2 separate regions of the Homo sapiens genome follow, and region 2 is linked to region 1. A link is a contact called in ENCODE Hi-C or POLR2A ChIA-PET data. All regions are on one chromosome and are shown on one strand. Each heading gives the region's core, a stretch centred on a gene start or an enhancer-like site at or near the end of the contact. The rest is flanking DNA. Distances are from core to core; before and after follow the strand shown. Region 1 overlaps DNAH6 (dynein axonemal heavy chain 6). Region 2 overlaps DNAH6 (dynein axonemal heavy chain 6).

Region 1 (3,677 bases), core at 126-2,625:
TCCCTACTCACATCCCATCTCAATCTTTCTGGTCCTCCTTACCTTACTCTCCTTTTTATTTTTTCCAAAGCACAACCATGTTCTAACACAACGTATACGTTACTTATTTACCATGTGGTTTATTCATTGTCTGTCTCCCCCCAACTAGAATGGAAACTCTACGAGGACAAATATCTATGGTTCTTTTGTTTATCAACATATCCTAGAACAATACATGGTACACTAGGCCCTTAATTATTTATGGAATGAATGACAACAAGTCAAAGCTGATTTCATGCTTCTTGGTTTGGTAATCTAAATTCACAAGCCACATTAAATAGCCCAAATTAAAAGTTAGTTCTACCAAATTCTAGAGCAATACTAACACTGTTTGCATAGTAAAAACTATTAGGCAAAGAAGTCAAACAACAACCAAAGTCTTAGGGCCAATGATTTCAGTAACCAAAAAACCAAAGAAAGAAGAAGGCCAGGTTTGGAGAAGGATTTTTTCCATACTTTTGTTCTTATAATTGCAAAAGCACCAAGCTTCTTAACTTTCATAGACATCATAGAATTTTAGGGCTGGACTAGAAGAGCATCTTAGAAATCATCTTAGTACAGGACTTTTCATGATGATGTCATGTAGTCATTTTATAGCTGGGGAAACTGGCCCAGAAAAAAGATATGACATGCACAGTCAGGAAGTGGTGGGGCAGAACTCTGTGGAGGTGTTAGGATTTCAAGTTCTGAGGTTTTATTTGTTTTGTTTTTTTTCTTTTTCTTCCTTTTGTATTTTCAGCTTATTACCTGAATGTATTTTATTTCCTACTGGTTCAAGTTAAACATCAGAACTTAAATGGTTAGGTGATAAATGATTATAGCAAGGGCCATAAGAGGATTTTTTCTATCCACTTAAGTTTAGTAAGCACTTAAAATACACAAACAACTTCAGCTGGCTTCATTAGCCGATCCAGTCTCCTTGAAGAACTGGCAAATGTTCTTGTCCTAGTTACAGTGAAACTGAATGGCATCTCCATATTCTGGAGCCTCATGTAGTACCACCACAGTAAATTGCTTTTTTGCTGCCTCTCTAGCATTTTTTTCTTAATTATATTCCTAATCACTGGGGACCCCTGACCAGTACTGAAGACCTCCTTGTCATTTCTCTTTAATTATTTAAGTAGAAATAAGCCACAGGCCCAGCAGGAAGCAGGCCCTCTCTTATTTGACAGCAAAAGAGTGGAAATAGTGGAGATTCTGAATGGTGGATAAAAATGAGTCCTTACCTTTGTCAGAAGCAGCCTGCAGAAGGCTTGTGGGTGAGGGCAGGGGGCCAGGAAGTGAAGGGCTTTTAGGGGAAGGCTGCTAAACCCTGAGCTGGCTCAGTGACCAGAGCAGACTGGGGACTCTGTAAAGGAGCAGCTCTTCACCTTAATAAGCAGCACTAAATAAAGTGATTTGCAAGATCATCTGCAGAGCTTTCACCTTTCCAGAAAGCTTTCTGTAGGGAGGGCACAAATAAAGGCCTCAGAGAAAGGGCTCTCTCTGGATATGCTTGCCTGGAGGTTCTCTCCCAGGGCTTCACAGCAGAGTGGTAGAGTGGGACCCACACAATTTGTTACCAATAAAATAGTTCCTGAGGTTTTGATTATTTTTATAGTAACACTTTAAAATGAGTAGATTCTAATTCCACTTCCTCTCTTTGCAGCCCGTTACACTTTCTTGAGTAGGCAAAAAAGTGGTGAGATAAAACTAGTGCTAGCAACTATGAGTAATGCTGAGCACGCCCATGGGTTAGGTGTGGCTCTGAGGCACATGTAAAGGTTAGTTGCCATGCGGGTTACAGAAGATAAAAGGTGGTAAAACACTACTCTAAGGGAATTGGTGGTAATTTGAACTCTGTTCCTTTACATTTCTCATTTTATAGGGAAGGATTTAATTTCCTTTGTTTGTCCTAAGTATATTTTTCTTTTTATTATGCCTATAAGTAATATATTTCAAATTCAAATGACCTCTCATAGAAGGCAATAAGAAACAGAAATGATCCAGTGGATCCTAGCCTCAACTTGGAATTCTGAAGGCCTTTTATCAAACCCTGGTTGTGTAAATTAGCTAAATCTGTCTAGGCCTCAAATTTCTCCTCTTTCATATATGGAAACACAGTGCCTACAATAATGAATTACTATAAGGAATGAATTCAACAAGAAAAGGTTACATAAAAATGTGATTATTATGCAAGGGCTATATGCTCAACATACCTGGATCTGTGAAGGTTTTAATGAGCTCTTCCATTGCCAACATCCAAGAAACAGCAAGATGGCAATTTTGCAAAAATACCCAGTTTCCTGATTTCATTGCATCCTTGACCATTTTTTCAGCAATAGGTCCTTGTCCTTGCCCCAGTGAAATTGACTGCACCCTGAATTGAACAGCAAGAACACAATATCATCTTATGCTATTTTAAAGCAAAATCAATATGAAGAAATATAAATACAGTAGACTCTTGCTTAGGATATATAAACATTTTGAATCCTCATTCCAATAGGAGTACAAGTATGTTTTCCTTATTTCTTGTTTTTAAAAATATTTTTACCATGACCCACATAGAAAAGTGCAAAAACCGAATATACAGCTCTACAAATGATCACAAATCAATACCTGCGGTTGAGAAGAGACCTGTGCTGATACACTAGAGACATTTCTCTCATGCCTCTCTCCACCGCAATGATTTCCCCTTCCTTCTTCCCACAGGTAATCATTATCCTAACTTCTAACAACACTATAGATCAGTTTTTAAACACTTAAAAAATTAAAGTCTAACATATACAGAAAAATACATATTATTAGTGTATGGGTCAATGAATTCTCACAACGCAAATGTGCACATGTACCACCACCTAGGTCAAAAAACAGTACCCCTCCTTATCCCAAAAGGCAAAAACAATTTTGAATTCTAATGCCATTGATTAATCACACAACATCTGTGAAAGCCAATGTGGGAAACTAGCTACAACTAAGAAACCTGTGCAAAGTGTTGGCTCTCTGAAAGCACCCAGAAACAAAGCCAATGAACTATACACAACATACACCACAGTCAAGCCCTCAAAGGAAAACAGGAATACAAAAAAAAAAGCCTCAACGAAATGACAGAAACTTGAAAATGATAAACACTAGCCCCCTTGGATAATTAGGAATCAGCAAAAGAATTCTGGCAATTCAAAAAATCAGTGTTTCCTTACCTCTAAAAGATTGCAATGTATCTAACCAGATTGAAATGTCTGAAATGACAGACATAGAATTCAGAACCTGGATGGCAATGAAACTCAATGAGATCTAACAGAAAGTTGAAATCCAGTCCAAAGAAGCCAGTAAAATGATCCAAGAGTTGAAAGATGACATAGCTATATGAAGAAAAAACAAAACTGAACTCCTGGAATTGAAAAATTCACCACAGGAGTTTCAAAATACAATTGGAAGCATTAACAACATACTAGGCCAAGTCAAAAAACGAATTTCAGAGCTCAAAGACTGTCCCCTCAAAACAACCCAGTTAGGCAAAAATAAAGAAAAAAGAATTTAAAAAATGGACAAAGGCTATGAGAAATATGAGATTATGCAAATAGATAAAACCTATGCCATACTGGCATTCCTGAGACAGGAGAAAAGGTAAACAACTCGGGTAACATATTTGAGAATAT
Region 2 (3,865 bases), core at 1,092-3,591, 41 kb after region 1:
CAGAACCATGTATTGCAAAAGGACTCCTTTTCCAGTGAGGTTCTCATTATTTATTGTGTAATCATTAGGACTCCAGGAAATGATGGGAGAAAATAATGTATAAAATATGCATTAGAAGATGGTATCTAATAATGCATTATTTATTTATTCATTTGGAGACAGATTCTTGCTCTGTTGCCCAGGCAAGAGTGCAGTGGCGTGTTCTCGGCTCACTGCAACCTTTGCCTCCCAGGTTCAAGCAATTCTCCAGCCTCAGCCTCCTGAATAGCTGGGACTACAGGTGCACACCACCACACCAGGCTAATTTTTTGTATTTTAGTAGAGATGGGATTTCACCATGTTGGCCAGGCTGGTCTCCAACTCCTGAGCTCAGGCAATCCACTCGCCTCAGCCTCCAAAAGTGCTAGGATTACAGGCATGAGCCACCACACCTAGCTTAATAATGTATATTTTAAATAACTCCCAATAGGACACGAAGCACTTAGAAATCAAGAAAGACAAAAGATTAAGGCAATTAGGAAGTTTCTGAAGGTAAGATTGACAATGGAATTAGACATCACTTGTAAATATCTAAAGCTCACTTTTAGAATACCAGCCACCTATCAAACTATGTACAAACCTTCATAAGTCTGTAGCATTTCTGGAACAAACCTTGAAATCTAACACATAAAAACAGGAAAGTTTTTTTAAATTGTTGCAATTTTAGTCTCAAAGATATGGATAACACATGGTGCTTTCTATGAAAAAATTATGAGTTGTCCCTATAATTACTTTGCTTTTCAACCTCCACACCTTCCCTCTTCCTTTGCCTCTGTGTAGATGAGGCTCCATCTAGCCCTTTCTGCTTTGGGTCTGTCCCTAACTGTCCATCTCTGGGTTTCTTCTATGAGTATTTTTCTTTTTGTGTTCTATCTCTACCTCTAGCTGTCTCATTTAACTGGTGCATAACATAGAAACAATTTTTACTAGTGGGGGACAAAAGACTAGGGGGGAATGCACTTTTCAATAAGTTAATGCATTTATTGAACAGCTTTTTCTCCCCCTAGTCTTCATTTAGAAATCCAATAAATCTATTAGGATCTTAGAAATTCTGGTTAATGTAGACTTTAAACCACCACACTTAATGGGTTTACTTAGTTAAATAAATATTCATATTAGAAGTATAAGAGTAATTACCAAAAAATAAAAATAGAATTTCAAATCAGTAGAGGGGAAAATAAAGAGTGTGGATGATGCAACTGAAGAAGAAAGGAAGGAGAGGAGAAATAAAGGATATAAAGAAAGGAAGAAGGAAGAAGAAAGAAGAAAAAAGGAAGCAAAGAAAAAGCTGGCAGAAAAATATGCCCAAAATAAAGATGACCAATGTAAGTCCAAACAGATCAGAGTTTCTTAACTTTACTAATATTGACATTTTGGATGCTGTAGTTATTTGTTGTGGAGGGTTGTTCTGAGCACTGTAGGATGTGTAGTAGCATCTCTGGTCTCTACCCACCAGACGCCAGTAGCACCACCCCAGTTGTGGCAAACAAAAATGTCTCTAGACATTGTCAAATGGAAATCTTCCTCAGTCAAGAAGAACTTAAATAAATCAATAGCCATAATAAATATAATCAAATTAAAATTTGTCTGTTAAAAGAAAGACTTTCATGTTCCTCAAAACAACAACAAAATCCTACTAAGATACACCAAAAACATAATGATGACACACAAAAAATGGAAAGTAAAGAGTGCAGAAATATATAGAGTGGGAGTACTAAGAGAGGCTTGCTGTAATAATATTAATATTAGAAGATGTATTTTGAGGTTTTAGGTCAGGATGGCTGACTAGATGCAGGTATTGCGTGCTGCCTCCATGGAGAAGAGCCAGAATAGTAAGCAGATACTCACAGTTCAAACAGGTAATCTAGGAGAGAATGCTTGGATTCATTAGAGAAGAGACATGAAGTACCAGAAGTAAGTAAGGAGAGGGTTCAAGTTAGCTTGCGCAGCCAGGAACTGACTGGGCTGGGAGATGGTCCTGGATGCAGGGAAACAGTAAGAGGGAAATCCCTGGAGCTCCAAAACAGGGTTTTAAGATCTTGGCTACAGGAGAAACCCTTGACCCACTAGGGCCTTGTGCCTGACATATGGAACTGCCTAAAGATTGTACAGAGACATTTCTCTAGAAAGGGAACCCACACACAATCCCACAGGAATCCGAGCCTGGTGCAGCCTCAGCTGGGTGCCATTTTGAGAACCCAGATCCTGGGGATTTACAGACACAGCTGCAGCCACTGTGCTGCTCCAGGGAGGGAGAGGGGAGAACGGGCACACTCATGCACCCCCTAGAGGGTACTTGCTGCCCTGCTATGAGCTGCTGTTGAGACTGAGATATGAGTTGACCACACTTCTCACAGCTTCCTGCTTATGCTGCTTGCCTGAATGGTGCCCCACCCTCTTTAGCCCCAGGCCCAAGGTGCCCTTTTGAGAGTTTAATGCTGGGCTGAGCTCCATGCTTTGTTTAGTTTGGGCTGATGTGGCTGTAGCCTCTGCTTGGCTAAGGAAGAACAGGGAGACCAGGTCATCCTACTCATACCTAGGACAATACTCACAGCTCTGTAGCAGGCTGCTGTGAGACAGATGTGAATGAACCACACTCCCCACAGCTTCTTGATCATGCTGCCTGCCTGGGCAGTGATCCGCCCTCCCTGTTTTCAGGCCCAAGGCACCATTTTGAGAATGTAGTGCTGAGCTGTGCCTCATCCTTGGCCTGAGTTTGGGCTGATGTGACTGCTGCTGCCACCCAGCCAAGCAGGGAAAGGGGACCAAGGCTCTCCTATATATACCTAGGACAATGTCCAATGCCTTGCTACGAGCTGCTATGAGACTGAGACTTGAGTGGACCACACTCCTCACAGCTTCTCGTCCATGCTGCTCGCCTGAGAGGGGCTCCCCACTCTCTAGGTGCAAGCCCATGGCTGACACCATTTTGAGAGGTTAGAGCCATTGTTTGGTAACCTGGCAGCGGTGGCCACAGCAAGCATTTTGGTCTTAGGTGAGATTAAAGTGCTTGTTCTGGAAGGGGAGAAGGGTCCCCACAGGCAGAATTGAGCAGTGAGTGTGGAGAGTGCCCCAGTAGTAGGTGGTGGAATTACGCTCTCTCCCATCACAAGACTGGAGTGGGAGGAGAGTTGCTGAAGCTGAGGTTTTTCCCAGAGGGCAAGACTTTCAGTCAGAGACAGCTTTGCAACCTAGAACTGGTCTGCATGGGTCATAACGGGGTGTCCCAGCCTGTTTCCTTGGTCAGTTGGGGAACAGTGCCCCACCAGCTCTGAGGCGTGGGAGGGAGGCAGACTCCACTCCCCTGGAGATCTAACCCTTGCTGCAGACTGTCCCTAAAGGAGGGGAGAGTGCAGCCCACCAAAGACCCCCTTGGATAAAAGAAAACATGGGTGCAGTGCCAGCCACTGAAGGTGGTACCACCAAAGCCTGGGAATGGACATGGAGAGGGGGTCACACTTGCTCCGCCACCCTTCTTCTCAGTGCCCTGTCATGGATTTGGAAGTGACTCTTCACTTTGGAGTCTGGGGAATGCGGGTTGAAAGAGTCTGTGTCTCAAGCTTCTCCAGCAGCTCTGCCCTACTGAGGGTGAATGTGCTCTGCAGAGGTGCTTTTTGTACTTCTCTAGTGCTTCCACCCCTGCTTGTACCCATCAGTTCTTACTCTTAAGCACCATCTACTAGACTGCATCCTGAATTACGCCACCAAATAAAATTACATTGCTACAACAAACAACCTCTGAGAAAGTCACTGCATGAACCTACTTGCAACCAAGGAACCTGTACAGAGAGTTGGCACTCTGAAAGCACCTAGAAATGAAGCCAAT

The links. Hi-C counts contacts between places; a loop is a spot of excess contacts on that map. ChIA-PET counts read pairs that join two places held with the same protein, here RNA polymerase II (POLR2A). Pooled maps may share reads with other maps.
Region 2: a loop to region 1 is called in a map of CD4-positive, alpha-beta memory T cell, with 3 times the contacts of the local background. The contact joins two enhancer-like sites. A Hi-C loop is called at or near these places in 3 of 168 maps with a recorded cell type or tissue (CD4-positive, alpha-beta memory T cell, CD8-positive, alpha-beta T cell and lower leg skin), 2 of 37 single-sample maps with no recorded cell type and 6 of 50 pooled maps. POLR2A ChIA-PET finds 5 or more read pairs at or near these places in 10 of 52 experiments (BJ, CD4-positive, alpha-beta T cell, CD4-positive, alpha-beta memory T cell and 7 more).

The regions. Positions count from the first base shown.
Region 1 is chr2:84,780,214-84,783,890 of GRCh38, reverse strand. It overlaps DNAH6 (dynein axonemal heavy chain 6), which reads right to left. Exons shown (of 77, transcript NM_001370.2): 65 at 2,238-2,398. Among named protein-coding and RNA genes, the nearest start is that of TRABD2A, 99 kb to the left of the region's middle. Within about 2 kb of position 1,375, at least 8 of the 41 ENCODE cell types and tissues checked have a DNase peak (open chromatin) inside an H3K27ac peak, as active enhancers do; they include CD8-positive, alpha-beta T cell, where a contact is called at or near this core.
Region 2 is chr2:84,740,112-84,743,976 of GRCh38, reverse strand. All of the region lies in intron 62 of DNAH6 (dynein axonemal heavy chain 6), which reads right to left. Among named protein-coding and RNA genes, the nearest start is that of TRABD2A, 140 kb to the left of the region's middle. RefSeq lists an enhancer at 2,415-2,464. Within about 2 kb of position 2,341, at least 2 of the 41 ENCODE cell types and tissues checked have a DNase peak (open chromatin) inside an H3K27ac peak, as active enhancers do; they include CD8-positive, alpha-beta T cell, where a contact is called at or near this core.